Linked DNA regions of Homo sapiens: all the other regions are linked to region 3. The links are chromatin loops, found by intact Hi-C in ENCODE. Cell type or tissue: mammary epithelial cell. All regions are shown on one strand.

Region 1 (2,500 bases), 190 kb before region 3:
CTGCTGTCATGGGGAACTCAGCTACTTCTCCAGCCTGAGAATACAGGATTCCTTTTCTAAAATCCTTCCCCTTCTGGCTGTTCCCCAAACCTCTCCCTGGATCCTCTCCCTCTGGGATTTTCCTGACACTGTTCCCTCCTTCTAGAGCGAGTCTCTTCCTTCCAGCAAATCAAACTCTAGCCATCTTTAAAGGCCTGGCTTTATGCCTTTCCCTCTGAGCAGCCTTTCTGGATTTCCTAAGGTGGAAGCGATCATTTCCCAAGATCTTCCCGAGGAGGAGGTGATCCCCCATGTCTCCCCTATGATGCCTCCCACTTTCTATCTTGTCTGTTGCTGTCTATGGGCAGGACTCATTTCCAACACAGAGGTCATGCTCTGTTGGAAGGAGACACGTCCACCTCACTCCTAGATTCCCAGCAGCTCACACAGGGCTTAGCATGTAGTAGGTGTTTACTAATTATTTTTCAAATGAATAAACTACCCCATGCAGCTCTGTACACTGAACTCCAGCAGCTCCACGGGCAGAGTTCTAAGGCTGGAGTTGCATGTAACTTCCTGATCTGCTCTCTGGGCTGATTTGATTTGCCGGTGGGTGGTGCAGAGCCACAAACTGAGCTTTCCCTGTGGGCTTCTCCTCCAGGGCTGTTTGTGGTTCCTTGTGGGTGCTCTGTTCAAATGCATGATACAGAGTTGGTCCGAAATGGAAAGTTTGTCTTAAAGAATTAATACACTTTAAACAATATATTTCATATCTATAAATATATGCAAAGTTTAATATAATGAATATCTATGTATCCACCACCCAGCTTAAGGAAGAGTGTTGCCAGCATAGTGTGTGGATACCCTCTCCTTTTCCGGAGTCCTGATAAGGTCACTCTTTCAAGTTTGCCTGACACCAGAAACAGGTACAACTTAGCTGCTCAGGGACTATATGAGTCCTTCTGCTAAACTACTGGGTTTCAGAACTCTTTTTTGTTTTTTTTGTGGAGCGGAGCCCAGGTTGGAGTGCAGTGGGGCCCGGAGTGCAGTGGGGCGATCTTGGCTTACTGTAACCTCCGTCTCCTGGATTCAAGCGATTCTCCTGCCTCAGACTCCCGAGTAGTTGGGATTACCAGCATGCACCACCATGCCCGGTGTATTTGTATTTGTAGTAGAGACGGGGGGTCTCACTATGTTGTCCAGGCTGGTCTTGAACTCCTGACCTCAAGTGATCCGCCTGCCTCAGCCTCCCAGAGTGTTGGGACTACAGGCCTGAGCCACTGCGCCTGGCCGGGTTTCAGAACTCTTAAAGTCACCTACATTCATACTAAAAAGGAGATGGGACCCTTGAACAAACAACAGAGTTTTAGTGGCACCGCTCTGCAGCGGGCTGTCTTCTGACGAGTAACTTTAGGAAGCAGATCAAGTGTGCAGTTTTGAATGGCACCCCATAGTGGGGAGGTGAATGGCGCTGGGGATTCTGGGTCTCTGCCCCAGGGCCCGGTGCCACTGCACTGAAACCTCTGCAGTGTACGCTTCTGTCCCTAGATGGCACTGCTGTACTGTGCCCCTTCCCACCTGGTCCAGGTGTTCTGGGAAAAAGAGGCATTTTGTATTTTGGAGACAATGGAAGAGATAAATGCTTTAAATTGAAAGGTGGAACTCTGGCCCAAACTTCAAACCGGCAGAGCTAGGTGCTAATTTCAGCTGGCTGCTCCTCTGAGCATGGCTCCAGAGTTCACATTCTGATCCACTGACAGGATCTGCATGACTGGGTTGGTTGCATATGTGAAGTAAACAGAATAACAGAACCCGACCTATCTAGGGCTTTGGGAATAATGAAATTATTTGCTTTATATAAAGTGCTTAGAACAGTGCATATTACATGGTCATTGCTCAATAAAGTTCAATATTCTTTTCTTTATTCTTTTTTTTTTCTTGAGATGGAGTCTCTCTCTGTAGCCCAGGCTGGAGTGCAGTGGTGTGATCTCAGCCCACTGCAACCTCTGCCTTTTGGGTTGAAGTGATTCTCCCACCTCAGCCTCCTGACTAGCTGGGATTACAGACGTGTACCACCATGCCCGGCTAATTTTTGTATTTTTAGTAGAGACGGGGTTTCACCATGTTGGCCAGGCTGGTCTCAAACTCCTGACCTCAAGTGATCCACCCTCCTAGGCCTCCCAAAGTGTTGGGATTACAGGCGTGAGCCACTGCAACTGGCCTCTTTTCTTTTTTCATTTGCATTGTAGTGATCTATCTGAGAGAGTACCCTCTCTCCCCGAGGGCAGAGACCATAGCTGGCTGCTGATACCTGTGTCCCATGGGCCCAGAACAGAGGAAGTGCTTCAGAAGCTAGTTCTCTCTCCACCCTGCCCCTATCACATGGAGGAGGGGGTCGCTGCATTCCATGTGTCTTCCATGGAGACCAGGCAGGATCTCCTGCCTGGAGAGAGCTGATGGGTGGGCAGATTTGCAATCTGAGCTGTTCAAGAATGGAAGGGGCTTCCTGGTGAGGAAGTAA
Region 2 (2,500 bases), 110 kb before region 3:
AAGGAAAAGCCTCAGCCCCCATTCAGGCCCCAGACACAGTGACCCCCTGCCCCCACTGCCACATCACTCAGGCCTGACATCAGCCAGGCACCTGAAACCACAGGAATGAGAGGTGATCTCCTTGCTCCTGCCACCTCACCTGCTCACCCACTGCAGGGCTGATGCCAGGGGACAGCAAGGATGCCTCCCGAAGCACCTACTGGGTGCAGGAGTGTGCTGCCAAGACCATGCTGCAGTCCAGGCCAGAGACCCCTCTGCAGCCATGGAGGCCACGCTAGCCCCACCCGCTGGCTGAGAGAGGGTTGCAGGGAGTAGGGATACCTGTCTCTGCCTTGGTGGACTTGGGGTGCAAGTGCCCCCTTTCCCAGGCAAGCCTGACTCCTTCAGGAGAGCTGGTGGGCTTCCCAAAGTCTGCCCTCTGGGACTGACTGGCCATGAAGCAGAGGAGAGGAAGCCGTTGATAAATGTGGGATGGAGGAATGAATGAAGAAACGGTGAGGCTGGGTGAGGTGGCTCACACCTGTAATCCTAGAGCTTTGGGAAGTTGAGGCAGGAAGATTGCTTGAGTCCAGGAGTTGGAGACCAGCCTTGGCAACATAGTGAGACCCTCTCTCTGTATTTTTTTTTTGAGACAGAGTCTCAGTCTGTCGCCCAGGCTGGAGTGCAGTGGCACGATCTCGGCTCACTGCAATCTCTGCCTCCCAGATTCAAGCGATTCTCATGCCTCAGCCTCCCAAGTAGCTGGGATTATAGGATTGTGCCACCACACCCAGCTGATTTTTTGTATTTTTTAGTAGGAATGGGGTTTCACCATGTTGGCCAGGCTGGTCTCCAACTCCTGACCTCAAGTGATCCGCCTGCCTTGGCCTCCCAAAGTGTTGGGATTACAGGTGTGAGCCACTGCGCCTGGCCCAATCTCTCTCTCTCTTTTTTTTAAATTTTAGAAAAGAAACAGTGGTTCCCAGGGGTGGTGGTGGCTGGCCCCAGGGAGTGCACTGAGGGTGAGTGGATGGCTGTGCTCGGTGCTAAGAGATTGGCCTTTGAATTCACTTCTGCCTGATCCTCATTTTTCTCCTTTCTACGAAAGATCAGAAATCCCCTTCAAGTTAATTATACCAATGAAATTCAGAGGTGTGCCTGGTGCCTGGCACATGGTAGGTGCTCAGGAAATGACAGGTGTCTCCTTCCTGAGAGCTGACAGCTGTCCTGAGCCCCTTCCAGAGCAACCCCTGGACCAGCCATGAGTCAGCTATGGCTGGGCAGCAGGGATCCTCGAGTTCCTGTTCTGGAAGCATGAGTCAGGCCCAGGTGGGAGAGGAGGGAGGTCATACTGGGGTCAGATGCCGGACCCAGGCAGGATCAGACAGGCGCCTGGCTGCCACCTTATCATGATGCTTGTTGCTAGTAACTGGATCTCAGAAGATAAGGCCCTGGGGCTGAATGAAGCATTCCAGCTCTGTGGGCCGAAATGTTGTTGACATGGGCTGTACGATGCGTAGATGCTTTTCAGATAGCACAGCCTGAAAAGGGCCAGCAAGCTCCCGAAGGCATTGCCTTCACAGCTGCTTTTGCCACTACTGCTGGGGGCAGAACCTCCAGCCCTAGAGCTTGCCCAGCCTGGGGACCCCATCACCTCCATGAGAGCTCCTGGATCTAGCTTGCCAGCCCAGAGCCCATCTCTGATTTCTTGAGAGCCTCTATTCTTTATCTAGATCATAGCAGTCACCAGTGAGGACCCAGATGTGCTTTCCACCAGGCTTTGGAGAACATCTGAGGAGTGGAAATTCCTATTTTAACCCTCTTTCCCACACCTCTGACTCTTGAGCAGGGGTCCATTGTCCGCTGTTGCTGCAAACTGTGACCGTTCAGTACAATGGACAGTGCTCATGACTGGGGTGGGGTGGGGACAAGCTTCTCTGCGCTGTGCAAAAGTCAGTGTTTCAGCCACACTAGGCATGTGCCCAGTGCCCAGCTCCTTATCTCTAGGAGCCATTGTCTCACTTGTTTCTTATGGCAGATAAAGATGGCTTATCCATCTCTTAGGAACAAAGCACGCCACTTTAGACAGTCACAAACATGAACGACCTTATTTAGGAATCAGGTGCCTCAGAGAGAGCCTTTGCAGGCTGAAACATGGAGGGAAGTGGGGACTTATCTCTTTGCCCCCCAGATATGCAGAAAAAGGCAGTGCGGGAACACACACACACACAGACACACACACCTGGACAGAGAAACAAAGCATTCATTGAGCGCTTGCTGTGGACCGACCCTTATTAGGCACTGGGAGGGAGTGTATAGAAAAGTGAGTTTGCACAGCGCTTGCCTTTAGCAGCTCACAGTTGCATGGAGAAGACATGCATCAGCAAATGCTTACTGCTTTTCCATTTTTGAAATTTGTAGGACTATCCCAGGGAAAACATTGAAACTGTTAAAATATGCAAAAAGTGAAGCAGCAGCTTTGCTGTGGGGAAAAACAAACCTCAGAAACCCTTAGTGACAG
Region 3 (2,500 bases):
TAATGAGGGTTGCAACAAGCAAAGGGCCATTTATTCAGTTGGTGAGATTTGTAAAAAATAGACACACCGTATGGAAAGCATAGAGCTGGAGTTTAGTTCATACCATGTCCCATGGGAAGCCTCGGATGAATTAAAGGCCAGGACAGATAAAGCTAAAAGGCAAGCAGAAGCCATGTAGGAGAATGTCCTTACTTATGGGTGGGGAAAGATTTCTTAAGCAAACCTTGAAAATAAAGACCAGGTAAAAAATGGATCGACATGACCACATTAAAATGAAAAATTCCAGTTTAGCGAAAGACTACACAGAAAAAAAAATAGTTGGTAGTTGATAGCCTGGGAAAAGTTATATATTTATATATATATATATTCCTTATACGTGTGTGTGTGTGTGTGTGTGTGTGTGTATAAGAAACGTCTATATATATAAGGAATGCCTGCAAATCCACAAGTAAAAGAAAGGAAATCCAGTAGAAAGCTAGTCAGGGATCTGAATAGACAGTTCATCAAAGGGAAAGCCCAAATGGCTAATAGGAATATGAAGAAATGATGACTGCCCCCAGTCCTTAGAAAGATGCAGATCAGGCCACAAGTTATGTTTGTACCATCAGAATGGCAAGGATCAGAAAGGTGGATGTGGAGGGGTGGGAGGATGAGAACCCTGGGGCACTGTGGTTGGGAGCGTGGGGTGGTGTAGACATTCTGGAAAGCAACGTAGAGTTGTTCAGTGAATTCAGGCATGTGTAAATGTGTAAATGACCCAGCACTCGCACTCCTGAGAGAAATCCAACCCCACATATGAAAGCAGTCCTTATGCAAAGAACAGGTTATTCATTGTGGCATTATGTGTAGCAGAAGGAAGTTGGAGGCACCCTAGCAGATGAGTTAGAGAGCTTTGCTGGGGCCAGCCTGAAAATCAGGCCCAGGAGCCTTCAGATGTCTTCTGCTGAGCCTTTGGTGCCTGGGGAGATGCATCTTGAAAGTGGAGCTTTTGGGAACTAAAGCTGCGAAGGCATATAATGGGCTGGAGGAGGGGAGACTGGCTCATAAGATCTGTTTAGAAAGTTAATGTCTGGGGTGGAGGCGGTGGGTTGCCCACGGAGGGGTACACGGCCGAGTGCTGAGCACATGTAGAGAAGCCCCTGGGAAAGTGAAAAACTCCAGGCAGGGAAGAGCCACGAAAGCCACACTCCACGCTGATCAACATAGGAGGGCTTCTTGTAGGAAAAGGGCTCTCCTAGATGGCAGCACTGGGTACCTCCTGATGCCAAGCTAGGGTGCCCTCTGGTGGGAACATTGTGGCAATCCTGGCAGTCCAGGACATCTTTTCTAAGGCACCTTCTGCAGCACAGCTATGACTCATATGGCTTCTCTGAGCCACAGAACTCAGGGTTTCGGTCTATGAAATGGATGCATGCCATGCAGGTGTGATGAAGCTGGGTGAGCTCCAGCTCCGGGGTAATGACAAGCATTTCTGGGCCAAGGTTTTCTTCCTGTTCGTCTCTGATACTCCTCCCACAAGCCTTCTGAACGATTGGAGGGGGTAGCCCTGGAGGGCGTCATGTCCCACCCCACCCTCCGTGCTGTACCACTCCTGCTGGATCCCTCCAGGAACAGGGAGGCTTTAGCCAGGCTGGGCAACCTGAAGTGGGCCTTATGTTGAACCCGAAGCCAAGCCCTGTGCTTGAGCTTGTTGGTCACCCTCCACCTGTCTGGTTATGCCCCACACATTAACCCGGTCCCCCAACAGCCTTGCTCAGCACCTCCCAAGTCCTCTCCACCCTGCACCCCACCCACTCCCATGAGATGCACACCCATCCTGCTCTCCTCAGGAGCACTCACAGTGCAGGATTTCAGGGACCTGGGTGCACAGAGCACCCCTCTGGGTGCTATCTGGGCCAGCAGTGTCCTCTGGAAGCAGTGAGGGGCTGGGGCTGGCCACTCTTCCCCTCATGGGTCTGAGCAGCAGGGGAAGGGTGGCCACTGCTCCGGACGCTGTGAGTCTCTGGGTGCTGCCTGAGGGTGCAGGAGCTCCTTAGAACAGACACAATGAGCTCTCCCTGCTCGGACTGCAGTCCTCAAGTAAGACAAATTTGGTTGTTAAAGCTACTAAATTTGAGGACTTAGTAACTGCTGTAGTAAAGTGGAACAGACTTACCTGGATTCCATAATTTGCAATCACTGTTGAGTATTGGCATCATTCCAGAAATTAAGACAATCGAAATTCATTGTAAGTTTTCAGTTTTAGCTCCATTTAAACCTCTTCTGTCTCCCCCCGCCACTAGGCCACCTCTCCACATGCCCAAACTAACATATTTATGGCTCTCATGGCCTGGTGGGATGGGGGTCTTTTCATCACACACTTCCACCTTCCTTCTCTTTTGAGATTTGCAGCATGTATTGAGTCAGGGGAGGGACTGTCAGGCAGGGCTCCCTGCCTAGGTGATAGCTTGTTAGGGCAGCAGGCTCCGTGGCTGCCTCTAAATTTAGGTGGTGGCCCACA

Evidence for each region. A loop is a pair of places that touch in the nucleus more often than their neighbours do. Peaks named below come from ENCODE experiments on the same cell type or tissue, not always from the same donor. Only the 100,000 strongest peaks of a DNase experiment are listed, where the experiment ranks them.
Region 1: a loop joins it to region 3, with 5 times the contacts of the local background. A loop is called at or near these places in 9 of 110 quality-filtered maps.
Region 2: a loop joins it to region 3, with 4 times the contacts of the local background. A loop is called at or near these places in 22 of 110 quality-filtered maps.

Annotation. Positions count from the first base shown.
Region 1 is chr12:52,138,176-52,140,675 of GRCh38, forward strand. No RefSeq gene overlaps it. Among named protein-coding and RNA genes, the nearest start is that of SMIM41-AS1, 21 kb to the left of the region's middle. In mammary epithelial cell, a CTCF peak has its summit at 1,530 (motif pointing right); a DNase peak (open chromatin) is centred at 1,526.
Region 2 is chr12:52,214,436-52,216,935 of GRCh38, forward strand. All of the region lies in intron 3 of LINC00592 (long intergenic non-protein coding RNA 592), which reads left to right. Among named protein-coding and RNA genes, the nearest start is that of LINC02874, 2.1 kb to the left of the region's middle. In mammary epithelial cell, no CTCF peak of the experiment used is centred here; a DNase peak (open chromatin) is centred at 1,316; H3K27ac peaks cover 1,382 bases.
Region 3 is chr12:52,326,406-52,328,905 of GRCh38, forward strand. No RefSeq gene overlaps it. Among named protein-coding and RNA genes, the nearest start is that of KRT83, 6.3 kb to the left of the region's middle. In mammary epithelial cell, a CTCF peak has its summit at 1,265 (motif pointing left); a DNase peak (open chromatin) is centred at 1,366; H3K27ac peaks cover 732 bases.